Linked DNA regions of Homo sapiens: region 1 is linked to region 2. A link is an interaction called in ENCODE POLR2A ChIA-PET data of the cell type or tissue named here. Cell type or tissue: K562. All regions are shown on one strand. Links, peaks and the distances in the headings refer to the core of each region. The heading gives the core; the rest is flanking DNA. Region 1 holds the start of LINC02891 (long intergenic non-protein coding RNA 2891). Region 2 holds the start of LOC105372861 (a long non-coding RNA gene).

Evidence for each region. ChIA-PET counts read pairs that join two places held together with the same protein. Peaks named below come from ENCODE experiments on the same cell type or tissue, not always from the same donor. Only the 100,000 strongest peaks of a DNase experiment are listed, where the experiment ranks them.
Region 1: POLR2A ChIA-PET joins it to region 2 with 5 read pairs; 1 of 35 experiments calls an interaction of 5 or more read pairs at or near these places.

What each region holds. Positions count from the first base shown.
Region 1 is chr22:20,202,767-20,211,079 of GRCh38, forward strand. LINC02891 (long intergenic non-protein coding RNA 2891) reads right to left here and starts at 2,152. Exons shown (of 4, transcript NR_038460.2): 1 at 1,887-2,152; 2 at 1,567-1,733. LINC00896 (long intergenic non-protein coding RNA 896) reads left to right here and starts at 3,566. Exons shown (of 1, transcript NR_026919.1): 1 at 3,566-5,771. It overlaps LOC105372862 (a long non-coding RNA gene), which reads right to left. Exons shown (of 3, transcript XR_938009.3): 1 at 6,379-8,313; 2 at 5,207-5,297; 3 at 3,252-3,479. RefSeq lists enhancers at 532-1,127, 3,683-3,922, 5,131-5,661. In K562, for the core only: CTCF peaks have their summits at 3,644, 4,254 and 5,222; DNase peaks (open chromatin) are centred at 1,254, 3,645 and 4,265; H3K4me3 peaks cover 1,769 bases; H3K27me3 peaks cover 1,272 bases.
Region 2 is chr22:19,726,190-19,734,502 of GRCh38, forward strand. It overlaps LOC105372861 (a long non-coding RNA gene), which reads left to right and starts at 1,532. Exons shown (of 3, transcript XR_938005.3): 1 at 1,532-2,511; 2 at 6,254-6,487. RefSeq lists enhancers at 1-402, 4,437-4,731. In K562, for the core only: CTCF peaks have their summits at 1,264 and 4,632 (motif pointing right); DNase peaks (open chromatin) are centred at 4,602, 4,862, 5,473 and 5,755; H3K4me3 peaks cover 783 bases; H3K27me3 peaks cover 873 bases.

The DNA of each region.
Region 1 (8,313 bases), core at 65-8,064, 480 kb after region 2:
GGCTGTGGGACTGCAGGGGAGACGGAGGTCTGGGCCCTACCATGTGGGGGCAGCATGCAGGAGGGGCCCATTCCTGCCCCCCGGCAATACAAGAAGCCTACGGGGGTGCCCAGGGGTCAGGGACCTGAGAGATGTGCTCACTGAGACCTAGCATGCTCACCCCCAGCTGCCAGAGGGGGTAGTTCCCAAAGAGGGGCAGGCCCTCAGAGTGAGCTCCTGTCCTGAGATGGGCAAGGGAATATTCCTGGGACACTGCAGAACTGTTACCAAGCCAGGCACAGATGGGGCCAGGCCCCTCGGCCTCTAAGACAAGGCCGGCCCATGGATGGAGCACGATGGCCCTGACCTTGGGCACAGACCCGACGATTGAGTGAGATGGAGACACAGGCTTGGCTTGTCCCCAAGAAGAAAGAGGCACAGAAGCAGCTACAGAGTTTCTTGCTTCCCTGTTTGGGTTGCTGCTGGCTCAGGTACCACAGCTGGCAACAGAAACAGAGGTCAAGGCCCAGAGGGAGGGAGGGGTCGGGTCTGCTTTGTCCAGGGCTGGCTGGCCCCAGGAGGGCCCCGAAGCTGTGGCAGAAGCAGGTACCAGATGGTCAGTGTAGCACTGTGGCTAGCACCCAAAACTGGACATGGGCTGGGAGCAGCCTGAGATGCAGGGCAGAGGACAGCAAGCCACGAGTCTGAATGGCCCCTGTTCTGGAGGCAGTGCTGGGAGGTGGAGGCTGGAGGGGGTGTCTCGCAGAGCCTGGTCTGCTGAGACATAGGCTGGGACAGGCTGCTGGGTGTACTGTCCCTGGGAAGTGCAAGGTGGCGAGTCAGGAAGGCCCCAGGAGCAGGGTTGGGGCAGGAGCCAGTGAGCAGGGCAGGACCCTCATCTGGAGGGGCTGGGGGAGGTCTCCAGTCTGGGATGGGGGTGTTCCCGGCACCAGCCCAGTGTTTCTGGTGCAGCAGCCACGTCATTATGGTTGGAATGTGACCCCATTAGCCCTGGGGCGGGGCTGTTCAACATCCTGAGGATAATTGATCAGAGGGAGGAGGGGCTGCACCGCTTCCTAGCAGGTTGAGTTAATTATCAGCCTGCATTAGCACTTGACCTGTGGCATGTGTCAACTCATTACTGCTAATTGCAGGGACTCAGTGACCTCTCCGAACTTCTGTCACCCCTGTCACGGCCCCTGCCCTGTGGAGGCCTGTGGAATGGGAAGTGGGGAGGGGAAGGAGAAGGGGGCGGAGTCAGCCGGAGCCTCCTGGCCAGGCCTGGAGTCACCCTGTCCTGCCACAGCTCTCATGGGTTTAGAGTGGGCCCTGGGGCAGAGGGTTTGCAAGGATAGGGGTGGGTGGCTCTGCCGAGGGCGGTGTTCTGAGTAGGTCTCATTCCCCAGTCTGCCCAGCCTGGCCCCACCCCAGCTCTGCTGCCCTGTTACTTTGTCCCCCTGTGTTCACCCTCCACTTCCTGCCGGGGACACTCCAAGGCCTGCCAAGGTTGGAGCAGGGGTGGGACTCAGCCATTCAACAAACGCTTCCTTGGTTATGCAGGGCTGGGCATTGGGGTGGGGGGCTGACCTGGACCCTCCAAGACATCAGATTGTCCAACTGCTCAGTTTTCATTGGGGCAAGTGCCTCGCTGAGGGTGAAGGGGGCTGTGAGTGCCCATCAGGGAGCCTGGACAGGTCCCGCCTCTCACAGCTGTCCCACTCTCTGGAGCTGCCTTGGTGGCAGATGGCACTGTCCTAGAAAGGTGAGGCTGGAGCTGTCTCTTCCACCAGGGGTGGCCAAGGACGCTTCCAGGGTCTTCCATGCAGGCCTCCAGGGTCACCCTGGGCGTGGCTGAGGGCATGCAGACCACGCTGTGCTCCCCCCCACCCCCCATGCCCGTCGCTTGCCTGACATGCTCCTCAGCTGTCTTGCCCCGCAGAAGCTGTGTGGTCTCCCCTGTGAGTAGAGTCGGGCTCCATGATCCTCCGGAGCAGCGCCAGGGACTCTCCCCAGGCACAATTTTAAAGGGGGCCCTAGGACCTGCCAGGTCCACGGAAGTGGTCCTTGTAACTCTCTCCCTGGTGGCAGCCTCTGGTGCATTCCGGCAGGGGCAGCCCCTCCTCATCACAGGGACCCTGTGTGCCAGGCCCCAGCTGCGTTGCCGCTGAATTATGGATTTAATAGCAGAGAAGCCTTGCAGGCCGCCTGTGCTGGCTCGGGAAACCGGGGCCCAGCCGGGGCCTGTCACGGTCCTGGTGCCGCCCTGCTTCCTGTCGGCGCCACGGAGCAAGCGGAGAGATTTATCTTCCCGGCTTTAAGAGGTACTAACGGAGGAGGCTGAGAGGCAGGAGCTGAATAATTGATGGCCTTCTCTGGCTCAGGATCTGCTGAAAATGACACGGTGCAAGGCAGAGGGGCTGAGAGTGCTGACCACAAAATGCTGAGAAGCCACTCCAGGGCGGTCACGGCCAGAAGGAGGACCCCCACTCAGGACGGGGTCACAGGCATTTGGGGCGGGTGTCAGAGGCTCCTGCCCTGGGTCATTCCAGGGGGCCAGGATACCCAGAAGCTGGGCCTAGAGGCCCACAGGGCTGGCTCACCCCCACTTCCCTCTCACACGCCTGCCATCACCGGTGCTTCAGCCCAGCAACCCCATGGCTCGTTGGCCCCGTCCACAGCCCCCACTGCCTCCTGTGTGCTGGGCGTGGGCCTCTGAGCTCTACTCTCAGCCTCCTTAGCCCCAGGAGAGGAGTGGAGGACAGGGGTTTAACGTGGGGTGTGGTGCGGAGCGGGGAGGGCTGTGGCGCCCCCTCAGCCCCTCCTTTCCTAACAGCCTCAGCCTCCCCCCTGGAGAATCCCCTACCTGCTGGGCACATCTGGCCTCTCCCCACCATTCTGTCTCCAGCCGGGAGATCTCTACCCAGTGAAACAGTGAAACAGGAAGGGTTCCCTGGTTACCCCGCGCAGGGCGCAGGGCATGCAGCGGGGGAGTGGCTCGCTTCTTCAGTGCCCCACCGCTCACACCTCTAGGGGAGCATACAGACGGGCAGGCTGTGGGGCTCTGACCCCATGGCAGTGTCTGGGGGTGAATGTTTACAGCTCTTGAAACCCCAGTGGGAGTGCGTTACCGGGTGGTCTTTTAGTCTAGCGGTCTGTAGGTGGCTGGTGAGAGTGAGCTCAATTAGACCCCTGCCTTATAACAAGGACAGAGGAATTTCTGTATCCCAGGGTTTCTTGCCTTGGTGTACCAAAAAATTGGATCACACGTGGGCTTGGAGAATGAGTGCAAGGTTTTATTGAGTGGAAGTAGCTCTCAGCAGATGGGGGAGCCAGAGGGGAGATGGTTTTCCCCTGGAGTCAGGCAACATTCTCGGGATGTCCAGCAGCTTGTCTTCTTCCACCAGTGTGTTCCTCTCCCCACACAGAGGCTTCTGTCTCTGCCTTGCTAGGGTCTTGGGTTTTTATAGGCATAGGATGGAGGCATGGCAGGCCAGGGTGGTCTTGGGAAATGCAACATTTGGGCAGGAAATGCCTGTCCTCACCTAGGTTCGTGGGGGTGGAGCCCTAGGCAGGGACCACGCCCTTCTCTACGGAGCACTTCCCGTCCCTCCTCTGTATCATTTAAAGGGACCACGCTTTTCCCTTCTCAGCACTTCCTTTCCGTATCAACAGGAGGCCAGGGACTGGCTGGACCCCTAGGAGCCAGGTCCTACGGATAGGTGAGCCGGCCCCCCAGGGCAAACACCTCCACTGGGCAGACCTGACTGCCCAGAGCTGGATTCTTTACTTGTAAAAGGGGCCATGAGTGACACAGGCTCGGCCTGCTGTGCCTTGAGGAAAGGAGAGGCTAAAAATTCTGCCTTCTCTCCTAAAGCCAGCCGGGCTCTTTATGGTGGGGGAAGGAAGGATTTGTTTATTTGCACTCTTCTGAAATAAAAGTTCTCTATCCTCCCTCCTGGCTGGAGTTGGGAGGGCCCCATGGGTGGGCTCTGAGATGTGGCACACGGTACCCAGGGCAGGGCTGGGAAGGGTGGGGTGCAGGGGCCTCCCTGGCTGCAGGGCCCACCCACCAGGTGCCTGGGCTTGCTGCACTGAGCAGGCATGGGCTCTGGCCCCCCTCACTGTCCCTTCCAGGCCCAGCCTGTGTTCAGGGCCCAGGACAGGGTCTGGCCAGCAGGCCCCAGGCCTCCAAGATGTTCTCAGCCTCTGGAGTGTGTGTGATGATGAGCACTCATGGAGCTTCCTGTATGCTGGGCCCTGGGCTTCTGAGAGGGCCACCGGGTGGCGACTGAGTCACGAGGTGGAGGGCCAGTCCCAGGGACTCCAGGTGACCTCGTGTCGGCACCACGCCCTTCTCCCATGGGCAGTCCTGGGCGCCCCTTCCTGGCCTTGGGCCCAGTGGCCTGTGGCCTGACCCCGTCCACTCCTGCTTGGTTGTCCCAGCAGCAGCAGGAGCCCATGCTGGAGAAGGTGTTATGGGGCAGGTGGAGGGCCCGGCTGACTCAGATGATCCCCCAAGTTTCTTTTCAATGAACACTTGTTTAGTGCAGTTTTTCCTCCTCAAATCCCCCTCACACAGGCAGACACCCTCTTGGCCCAGGGTAATCTGCTGAGCCTTTGCTCAAATATAGCAGCTTTGCTGCTTTCTAAACACAACTAATCCAATTTGGGATTTGGGGATTCGAGGTGGGCAGCACTGGGCCTCAGATGAGCCCCCATCACCCCAGACCCATGCAGGAAGAGCCAGGCAGGGTGGGGCCCTGGGGCCACCTGGTGGGCTCAGGGCCAGGGCATCGCGATGTCCCCATCCTTCACACTACGGGGCTTCCTGGCTGCAGAGTTGGGGACTCAGCTGGGAATGCTGGCCATAGAGGCAGAGAGCCCCCATCCTGCTGGGCCAGCCCTGACCTGGCTTCTCCAGGGTGGCCCAGTGTCCCCTTCTGCCCTTCCCCTGGCTCCCACCGTCCACATCCCTCTATCTGCCCACCCTGGACAACAACCAGCACAGTGCAGTGTGGCCCTGCAGTGACACCACCTGCAGAGAGGTCAGGCCCAGCCTCCCCCGTCTCCTAAAAGGCCAGCAGGTCCCAGGAGCTGGGGGTGGGGCCTGGCTGTGGGGCCTCCATGCCCCAGGGGCCAGGGCAGACCCTCCTTAGCCGGCAACCACTGCAGATTCCTCCCCTGGCCAGCACTCGGGGACCTCCCTGCCCCTGCCCCGTCCCCCTACCTTGCCTGCTGAGACATAGGGCTCCACGGGTCTCTCTCCTGGGGCCGGGCTGACTGTGGCCTGCGAGGGGCAGTCATCGTGTTGGGTTTTCCTGCCAGAGGCAGAAACCACAAAATTACCTGGAACATACACGCCCCAAGTGACAGATTCAATTCAATTCCACAAATATTGACCTCGCGTCTAATCCACTCGTCCTCCAGTGCCAGCTCATTCCTGAGAAGCCCAGCCTGGCAGCCGCAGATCCCATTTAATCCCAGCCCCACAATGTCACCAGCTCGCAGCTTGGGAGCTGGGCTCATCCAGGCCCTGGCAGGTGGGGCCAGAGCTGGGCTCTGACCTCTGTACCCACACTTACCACCATGTAAAGTGCTGGGAAGAGGGGTGGGGAGTCACGGCAAGTTGAGGGTCCAGGCTTGCCCCAGCTCGCCAGATGCTCGCCCTGGCTGCCCTGACCTAGCAGCTAATCTCTGCGGGGCACTGCGGCTACATGGTGACTCCAGCACGGGGACATTTATCAGAAATGGAACTGATGGATTAAAGTGGAACCAAGCGAATTGATTTTTCTCCCTGGGCACTGAAATGCTGCGCTTAATCAAGCGATCAACTCCGTGGGCAGGGTGGCTGTGGGGACGGAGGTGGGGGACAAGGGGATGGTGGCCATGGTGGGGACTGAAAGGTGGCTATGGGGACAGATGAGGTGAGCCAGGTGGCCCTGGGGTCGAGCTCCAGCCCAGCCTCTGGCAAAGAGGCCCTGTGTGCAGAAGTCCGGGTGTGATGCCCTCCCCCCACCGATTGTGTGATACCGGCCAGTCCTGTCCCGGCTGAGCCTCGGTGGCCTTGATGTAACCCTGTGGGGTCTGGTGGCAGGGACTGATTCACTCATTTGCTCATTCATTCATGTGTTTGACACACACTGCAGCAAAGGAAAGGTGAGAGCAGCCACAGGCTGGCCAGGGACGATTCAGACTTCAGAGTGTAGCGTGCCCGCCCCTCCTCTTGTGAGGTCCAGCCTTGGTGTGTGTGGATTCCCAGGCACCCTCCAGGTCCACCCTCCACTCTGCAGTGCCCCGCCCACCTGTCCACATACTCTGTTCTGTGGTTTGATCGCCATCCTTCTGCTCTGCGGCCAACTGGATGGCCCAAGCGGACTGAGTTGGGCAGGGTGGTCATACCTGTGGAGCCTGTGGCTGTGGTTGGAGGCCCCGTGGGCAGCTGAGGCAGCCTGGGTGGGCATGTCCCACTGGGACTTAAGCCCCTAGGTGGGCTGTCCGAAGTGACTCCTGAGTGGCTGGGGTGTGCTGTCCTTCCAGCCTGGCCGTGGTGGCTGGGTGGTGTTGGAAGGCACTGAAGGAAGGGCAGGTGAATTCGTGCTGGACCTGGTCTCAGTGCCATGGGCCCCAGGAGCCCATGACATCACTGGCCTCATGGACTGTGGGGATTAACCCTGTCACTGGACACCCCCAACACACCCCCTCCAAAAGAAAGGTGTTGGCACAAGTGAAACCCCTTGAGTGATGGCTGGGATTTCAAGCTCCAGACTGGTCCCCACTAGGAAGCTCTGGGTCTGGCTGGTGGAGCAATGTGTACCCGCGCCTCTGCGTCTCCCTGCATCTGGCAGCCCTCCCAACAGGGCTCATGTGGGGTGCAGTGAAGCAGCAAAGCCCCCCACCCCACCCCACCCCAGACTAAACACAGGCTGTAGACCTGGCCCAGGGTGAGAAGGGCCCCTGTGGACCACCTACCCAGGTGGTCTGTGGCAGCCTCTCCCAGCTTTCGGTCCAGGTGGCCCAGGGAGGTGGCAGCCCTGACCCTTCCTGGCGATACCCTGATTGATCATAGTGAAACACTGAGCTGGGAGAGCCAGGGGCACCCAGGGCTGAGCTCCCGGGGCAGCTCCCAGGAGCTGCAAGTGGACCTGGCACTAGGAAGGAGCAGTCCACCGAGCACCTAGGCCAGGGCCCGGGACGGTGCCAGGCACCAGCTGAGGCCCTGCCAGGCCAGCCGCATCTTCACATTCAAGACCCCAGGCCCCAGCCACGGCTCTGAGCTCTGGGTGTCTGCAGCCACGGTTGGCAGGGTGGGCCCCACCTTGCCCTGACTGGGCCACGGACTGGTGTGAAGAGCTCTAAATTTCACTTACTCCCCCAAAGTAGAAGTGGCCTAGGACTGTGTGGTGGCTCCTGGTCTCCAGAACCCTGCCAGGCTCCAGGGCAAGCAGGGAAGTCAGGCTTAGCTGCAGGGCAGCACCTGTCTGCACACCCCGTCCTGCCACGCTCCCTGCAGGGACCTCCGCCTGTTGTCCATGGTCCAGCTTGCTGGATGGGGCAGCAGCTCCTACACTCAGAGCTCTGCCATCCCCAGCCCCAGGCCAGGCTCTCCCCACAGCCCGTTAGGCCCTGACGTCCCCTGACAACCAGGAGTTGGACAGGCCTGGCCCCCAGGCTGCCCCACACTGCCATGAGGACCCCAGCTGGCTGAGTCCCATGTCCAGGCTCACTTCCTCTGTCCCTGCAGCAGTGAGCACCTGGGACCATCATGGTGAGCACCACCCACCTTGCCCCTTGGCCCATACTCGGGGACCTGGGTTCCCCAGGTGATCAGGGTGGCCTGCAGGGCCTGAGGTGGCCATGCCAGCCAAACTCCCCCTGCCCCACAACTGGGTCACCTCTTCACCCTCCCGCAGCCCTTGGGAACCCAGTGAGCTCCTCCCCCTTGCTGCTTTGTGAGTGCTGGCAGTCCTGGGTTGCTGTCCTGGAGCTCCAAGACCTCCCTTCTGGAAGGCTGGGGCTTCCTGGTGGAAGATCCCGCTCACCTCAGCTGTGGCGTGGGCCTGGGCTTCAGCCTGGGGCAGCCCTCATGGGCAACTGCTTCAGACTGGACCCCATGTGCTGGGGTGGCCAGGGCTGTGCATGGCAGGTTCAGGGCACAGGGTGCAGGCAAGGGTGTGAGGGTGTGGGAGGGCTTCAGTGGGAGGCCCTGATGCTGAGCAGACACAGTACAGCCTGGTAAACAAGGCTCGTGTGCTGGGCACTCATCGATCTTGGCCATTCGGGCCTGGCCAACAGCCGGTGGGCTCAGGCCTGGGCGGGGGCTGGGGTGGGAGTGAG
Region 2 (8,313 bases), core at 274-8,273:
TGGGGACGGTGAGGACGCTGTGGGGACCGTGAGGACGCTGTCGGGGCCGTGAGGACGCTGTCGGGGCGGTGAGGACGCTGTCGGGACGGTGAGGGCGCTGTGGACGCGGTGAGGGCGCTGTGGGGGCGGTGAGGACGCTGTGGACGCGATGAGGACGCTGTGGACGCTGTGAGGACGCTGTGGGGGCGGTGAGGACGCTGTGGACGCGGTGAGGACGCTGTGGACGCCGTGAGGACGCTGTGGGGACGGTGAGGACGCTGTGGACGCGGTGAGGACGCTGTGGACGCGGCGAGGGAGCTGTCAGGGCGGTGAGGACGCTGTGGACGCGGTGAGGACGCTGTGGACGCGGCGAGGGAGCTGTCGGGGCGGTGAGGACGCTGTGGACGCGGTGAGGACACTGTGGGGACGGTGAGGACGCTGTGGACGCGGTGAGGACGCTGTGGACGCCGTGAGGACGCTGTGGGGGCGGTGAGGACGCTGTCGGGGCGGTGAGGACGCTGTGGGGGCGGTGAGGGCGCTGTGGACGCGGCGAGGGCGCTGTCGGGGCGGTGAGGACGCTGTGGACGCCGTGAGGACGCTGTGGGGGCGGTGAGGACGCTGTCGGGGCGGTGAGGACGCTGTCGGGGCGGTGAGGGCGCTGTGGGGGCGGTGAGGACGCTGTCGGGGCGGTGAGGGCGCTGCGGACGTTGAGGACGCTGTGGACGCAGTGAGGACACTGTGGGGACAGTGAGGACGCTGTGGACGCCGTGAGGACGCTGTCGGGGTGGTGAGGACGCTGTGGGGGCGGTGAGGACGCTGTCGGGGCTGTGAGGGCGCTGTGGACGCGGTGAGGGCGCTGTGGACGCGGTGAGGACGCTGTGGGGGCGGTGAGGACGCTGCGGACATTAAGGACGCTGTGGACGCGGTGACGACACTGTGGGGACGGTGAGGACGCTGTGGACGCCGTGAGGACGCTGTCGGGGCGGTGAGGACGCTGTCGGGGAGGTGAGGACGCTGTGGGGGCGGTGAGGACGCTGTGGGGGCGGTGAGGGCGCTGCGGACGTTGAGGACGCTGTGGACGCGGTGAGGACACTGTGGGGACAGTGAGGACGCTGTGGACGCCGTGAGGACACTGTCGGGGTGGTGAGGACGCTGTGGACGCGGTGAGGACGCTGTCGGGGCTGTGAGGACGCTGTGGGGGCGGTGAGGACGCTGTGGGGGCGGTGAGGACGCTGTCGGGGCGGTGAGGACGCTCTCGGGGCGGTGAGGGCGCTGTGGACCCGATGAGGGCGCTGTGGGGGCGGTGAGGACGCTGTGGACGCGGTGAGGGCGCTGTAGGGGCGATGAGGAGGCTGTGGACGCCGTGAGGACGCTGTGGACGCGGTGAGGACGCTGTGGGGGCGGTGAGGACGCTGTGGGGGCGGTGAAGATGCTGTGGACGCGGTGAGGGCGCTGTGGGGGCGGTGAGGACGCTGCAGATGTTGACGCTGTGGATGCTGTGGGGGTGGCGAGGGCTCTTTGGACGCGGTGAGGACGCTGTGGGGGCGGTGAGGACGCTGCAGATGTTGACGCTGTGGATGCTGTGGGGGTGGCGAGGGCTCCGTGGACGCGGTGAGTACGCTGTGGACAGTGAGGGTGCTGTGGGGACAGTGAGGATGCTCTGGGGGGCAGTGAGGGCGCTGCGCGGACAGTGAGGGTGCTGTGGGGGCAGTGAGGACACGGTAGACAGTGAGGACGCTGTGGGGGCAGTGAGGATGCTTTGGGGGTGGTGAGAACACTCTAGGCAGTGAGGACAGTCCCAGCAGTGTGTCTCGTCCTCTGAGCATGTTCAGGGGCTGGTTCTTGTGGACAGTGCCGGCCTTGAGGACACCAAGAGCATTTCAAGGGTTGGGTTTCCTGATGCAGGGACTGCGGCGTTGGCAGCATTCAGTTCACTAGGGGAGCGTTGGGGCAGGTGACCAGGGCTGGTTCAGGTCTGTTGCTCCATCCGGGATCCCTGGACCATCCGAATGAGAAGATGGCCTCTATGTGACAGAGTCACATGCGGTGGGGGTTCTTGGAGGGCCCCACAGCGATGAGTGGACCTCAGGGGTTGCAGGGTCTCTGGAATCATTGTGTTCTGGAGTGAACTTGCCCCCCCACAGGCTCCACCAACACCCCCAAACCCTCTTCCTGCCATCCCTCCCCATCCCACAGCAGCGGCCCTGGCCCCAGACCCCTTCTGCCAGGGCTCAGGGCTGGCAGCCTGCTCCTGCCAGCCAAGAGCCGTTCCTGTCCCTGCCCACAGCTGCTGCCTTCCCCAGGCTCCCAGGCTGCACCACACGGGGCCTGCATGTTCCTTCTGACTGGCACAAGGTACTCTCCATGCCACTGCTCCTTGCTCATCTCCTGTGCCTCTGGCGAGTCCCCCACCGGGCCACCACTTCCCTCAGGAAGGCCTCTCCGACTGCCCAGACCAGCAAGGGGCTTCTCAGAGTTCTCCAGTCTCTGGCCTCCCACTGCCCTGCCCGGATTCTGGAGCTGAGCAAACAGGTCAGCACATGGTGCCCAACTTAGGAGGTGACTGACGCCTTCCTCACTATTTGGGCTGGCCTGGGGTGCCAGGGACAGGGTTCCTCTGCCACCGTCCATGTGGCCCCCACCTGTCTGGCCTTATGAACAATGGAAACTATTCTCCATGCATCCCAGAGAGGCCCCAGATGAGGAGCCTCAGGTCCTGGCTGCCCGGCCCAGGAAGGCCCTCAGCCCCCAATGGCCATCACTGACCACCACTGACCGGGTCGGGGAGGCTGCCACTGACATGGCCTTTGTCCTGGCCTTTGTGGGACAAGACAGATGGCCCTCCTGTGGGGCTGATGCTATCTCGAGGCTGCCAGTCAGACGTGAGGCAGGAACCACCCCTGCCTTTGTGAGCAGGTGCAGGGCATCCGGCCCATTGTGGGCTGCAGCCGACTGTGGTTGTCCATCCGGCCTTATCACCACATCGAGGACAGTGGCCCCCTTTATACAAATGAACTGCCCAGCTTGCCCTCCCCAGCGGTGGCCTGGCACCTCCAGAGGTCCTAGTGTAGGTCAGAGGTAACCATCGTCATAACACCGTGCATGTGCAACACTCTAAACTCAGTCCAAGCAGGGCAGGGGAGGGGGTGTGCTCCCCACTTTCTCTAAGAAACCAGATCCCAGAAGGGGGCTCTCTGCTGGGCCCCAGAGCATTTTTTGTGTGAACTGGAAACAGGGCTGAGGCAGGCCTCTTGCATCCCTTCTCTGCCTCACTGAGGTCTTTGGGGTGCAAATGTACAGCCCAGGAGAAAGTGGCCCAGGGTCTTAGGTGGCCCCCAGCCAAGAGAAGGACGCTCCTCTGGTCTGTGGGAAAAGGCCCCAGCAGGAGATAGGGGGAGTGGGCAGCCCACTGCTTGCAAGGCTTGAGGTCTCCTGGGCCAGTGTGTCGCTCAGGGGGTGGCAGGGGGGGCCCTGAAGGGCAGGAGCTGCAGAGGCAGAGGGACTCCTGTTGAGGAAAGCTACTGGAATCACTGTGTGGTTAGACCTAAGGAAGAACTTCCTGCCTGCTGGTCGGCGGGGCAGCCGAACCCTATGATTCCTCCACAATCCCTCCTCTTGCCGGCTCTCCGTGGTTTAGACTGGTTCGTGCCAAGGTACTGACTGTGGAAGGCACAGGGCTTCCCTCGCTGGCTGACCTTCCTTGGCTGCCTGGGAGCCCCCAGTCCCCATGCCTGACTCTGAGCTGACCCTCCACACACTGACCCTGGGGCCTCAGCCTCCAAGGGGTGTGGGGAAGTGAGTAGTCCCAGTTCAGTATACCTGAATGGCCCTGTGGGGACGGGAGAAAGGCACACCCTCCCTGCAGATCTGGGCACCACCTTGATCCCAGCATTGTCCTTCATTTCACAGACAACACACCTGCCCCAGGACCCCCTCCCCACTGATGAGCTGGGCCCCTCTGTGACCTCAGACTCTTCCTTCTAGGCAGGAACAGGTTGGGGGTCCCGTCTCCAAGCCCTGCCTGGACCCCGCACCTCCAGTCCCAGGCTAGCTGATTCAGGGCTCCTTGCCCTGCAGCCCAAGGGCCCTCTCACCACCATTGCCCACCCCACCTCCCTGGGCTCCTGGGATCTCAGCCTTAGGTCAAGGCCCAGCCCTGGTGCACCCTCCCCCATGGGCCAGGCCCTCCATGCCTTTGCCCGCGCCAGTCCCTCCACGGGGCACGCCCTTCCCGCTGTGGCTACTCCTCAATCTTAGAGGCCCCTCCCAAGCCCATTCTCACAGAGCTTCCTAGGCCTGCCCTGGCCTGACACATAGTGCAGGACAGTGTCCAGGCCTGTGTCCCCAAGACCCATCTGGGGTTCAAGCCACATCTTGGGCCTATACACAGCCAGCTAGTGAGTGAGCGAGCGAGTGAGTGAGGCCCTGCAAGATGGTCATCTGTCTTGTCCCGCAAAGGCCAAGACAAACGCCGTGTCAGCGGCAGCCTCTCCAACCCAGTCTGTGATGGCCAGTGGTGGTCAGTGAGGGCTGGGCCGCGAGGCTCACAGCTCAGGCCGCACCCGCCGGTTTCACAGACCGGCCAGGAAGCTCCCAGGGCGAGGGCCTAGTCGTGTCCTCCCCATGGGCGAGCAACCCTAGGCAGGCACCAGAGGGCGCTCGCGGTCTGCAGAAAACGCTGGCTAAGGGGGGAGCGCGGAAAGAGGTGGGCACTGTGGGTGCAGACAGCTGGGGTCCGCGGAGAAACGAAGGCCTGGAGCGGGGGCGCTGGGTTGTCCAGGCTGGCGGCGAGCTGCACCGAGTGGGACGGGCAGGCTGCCCCTAGTGAGGGCGGGGAGGGTGTCGCCGCGTGGCGGCTGACAGACGGGGCGGGATGAGCGTAGCCCCCGCCCCTGCCCTGGTGCACTGACAGCCTGTCAGCCGGGAAGATAAGGGACTTCTTCCGCTGGGCGTGGGGTGGGGGTCAACCCAGGTGCGCTGTCCCCCTCCCGCTGGTGTTTGCTCGGTAAACACTTATTGGGCCCCGGGCTGTGCACACCGCCGCGGGGGAGGGGCGGGCGACCTGAAGGCCTGGACTCCATGGCCTCTGCCAGGGATGCCGGGTCCATGGGCCATCAATGATGCAGGAAAAGAGGCTCTGTCACCTCTGGCCCCGCCTGGAGAGAGTTGCCTGTGGGGTCCTTCGTGGGCCCCCTCCAGCCTGGGGTGGCCCTAGCCTCAGCTTCAGAGCTGGGCTGACCCCCGACTAGCCGAGGCATTAATGGGGCCCCGTGGAGGAGGTCCTGGGAAGGTCTGGGGAGCTGAAGTCCTGGCCACGTGGGGGGGACTGCACCCCCTGCCCAGACGGAGCAACAACATTGGGGTGGGTGGCGGGGCCCTGGGGGCCCATAGCTCAGCGCAGCGTCTGCGCCCACCCCCTGTGTTTCCGATGGAAGACAGGCTGAAGGTGATAAATCACCAGGTCCCACCCCCACCCACCCTGCCAACGGGTGGGGAAGGGGGGCTGCATGTGACAGAGATGGGGACCGAGACAGAGATGGGAGCCAGGTCTAGAGGAGAGACCAGAGACAGTGGCACTGTGGTGGCCCCGTTGACACGGGCCAGGACCCTTGCTTGGGTGTCTGGCCTCCCCGCTCTGGGCGCCCCTTCCACAAAGCCCATCTGGAAACCAGCTGAGAGCCACCGTACCCCCACCCCGGCTGACCCCCAACAGGGAGGTAGAGGAGGGAGGGAGACCTTTGCAGCCATAACTCCGTCCCCCGCCTGCCCGCCCCCAGGAGGACCATAAATCAGCAGGGGCTCTCAAAGCACTACCTCCACAGGCTGAAGGGAGGGCTTCAGGGCCACTGGTCTTAGGGACTAGGCCTGTCCTTGGCTGTGTCTGTCCCTCTTTAAACAGCCCTCAGGCTGAGGCAGGCATATCACTTGAGGCCAGGAGTTCAAGACCAGCCTGGCCATCATGGTGAAACCCTGCCTCTACTAAAAATACAAAAATTAGCCGGGCGTGGTGGTGTTGGGCACCTGTAATCCCAGCTACTCTGGAGGCTGCAGGGGGAGGATGGCTTGAGCCCAGGAGGCAGAGGTTGCAGTGACCCCAGATCACGCCACTGCACGCCAACCTGGGTGACAGAGCTAAACTCTGTCTCAAAAAAATAAAATAAAAATAAACAGCCCTGAGGGGAACCCCAGTGGCCCCCACACCCAGCACAGTCGAACTGACTGAGCACTGTCTACACTGGATGTACACACTCACATCCTCACTTTCTCTCTCCAGACAGGAAACGTCTGCAGGGAGCAACTCTGTGTCCTCATCAGGAGACCCCCTGTTGCTGGCCCCTCAGGAACTAGGGATCAGCATGTCCTACCCAGTGAAGCCCTCCTGGGGGTCTTCTCTGCCCATAGGAAATGCCTCCTTCTATCCTGTCTTCCTGTCACCACCACCCCCCAGGGTACTGAGGGCCAGCTGGACAAAAGGTGGTGAGAGATGGGCCAGGTGGATCCCCCGCAGGTGAGCGCACCCCACACACATACACACAGGGCAGGTGCAGAGTCAGTACCCAGTGGGAGAGGCTTGAGAGGGCCTGGGGGAGTGCTCCCTGGAGCTGTGGGGTGTGCTCAGCAGCCTAGTTCTAGCCGGGCCGGCCTCAGCAACCCCTGTCCAGGGTCTAGCCTACAGACATTCCCAGGGTTCCCGTGGTGGGCATAAGGGCATTGTACACAAGGAAACACAGATGTCCACCGTGACATCACCCCAGCTTGTCTCAAAGAGCCGTGGGGTTGGGGATGAGGGCTGCTTCTTGTCTAGAAAGACCTTCAGAGATGTTGGAATTCTGTGCCTGAGACAGGCACTGACTGTCACTGGGCTGGCCTGGGCCTGGTTACCTGGACTGTCGCCTTCATCCTCAGAGCAAACCCTTGAGTCTAGCACTAGCGATGTCTCAGGGGAGGGTTCAGAGTGTGCAGCAGCTGGAAGTGTGCTCAGCTCAGCCTGTAGGAGGGTCTGGCTTTTCCAGAATGTCCCAGGGAGAAGAGCGCAAGGGGAGTAGGGTGCTGGGGTGTGCAGGGGAGCCCATCTCCCGTCATCCATTCACGTTCAATCATTCATACCAGTGTGCAGACCTGTCTGGAGCCTGCCGGCTGCCAGGGTCAAGGGCTGGGGGGGTGCAGATCCCTTGGCCCCAGACCCCCACCTGGCAGAGGCACTTCACTCCTCTTCCATCCCTCCTGAGAGGGCCAGCTCCCTCCTCCCCGCACTGGGATTCCCCCTAGTACGAAGTCCTCTGGGGCTCACCTAGGTGTATTTAAGCATGTCTGACAAATTGAGGGACTCCAGGCCTAACAGACTGGAAATGGGCCGGGAAGGCGAGGGCTCACTCAACCACAGGGACCAGTCTGCCCTGCCCTTCCCAGGCCGCCCAGGTGTGACTCTCTCCACTCTCTTTGTCCCAGCCACGCAGGACCTTAGGGCCAGCCCTGCAAGGTCACTGCACTCCTGGTGGGGTACAGGAACCCTCAAAGATGGGAGGATCTGGAAGGGAAGCCATTGAACTTTGCCTGATGGACCCATGGGATGTGGGGGCACAGACCCCAGCTGGGCACCAGCAGGTCCCCATTTGGCTGGACCATGTTGACAGAATTAGGGTGCCCACTCCTGGGAGGAAAGCCTCAGTCTATGGCTGGAGGTCCAGTGAGCCAGGGGTGAGGGTCCCAGGGCAGCATCAGCCCACAGAGCAGACCAAGGCTTCTGCCAACTGCATTGCACCATGTGGCAGCTGTACCTGCCAGTCAGGGGATCCCAAGCTGGGGTGGGGCTTCAAGGAGGTGCCTACGGGCAGATCCAGGGCCGAGCTCTGCCCGGGTGTCTGCTTCAAAATCTATTTTGATGTGCTTTGTATTTGGGGAGTTGCTTTTCTCTATGCTTTGTTTATTTAAAGATGCTATTGAAGAGTTCCAGCCAAACTTTGTAAATGCCGAGGAACGGGCTGCTGTCTGAGCAGGGCTGGGGAGGGTAGGAGCCCCTGACAGCCGCCTGTCCCAGCATGCCCACCCCGTGCCCTTATTGCCCACTGAAGGTGCTCGCGCGGCACCAACTGCACTGGCTTCCTCCAGGAGGGTAGCCTGGGGGCTAGGGCCAGAGAGGCACCAGTACGCAGAGCAGTACGTGAGGCCAAGGACCTGGTCACTCTGAGACCAAGCAGGTTCCAGGCATCTATGCTGAGGGGAGTGGGAGACCACTGACTTTCTTTGTGGCAAAAGTGGGGATGGACCTGTTTGTGTGAGCTCAGGGCCTCTCTTGGCACTAAATGCCTCTCTTGGCCACCCTCTGCCCTGGGG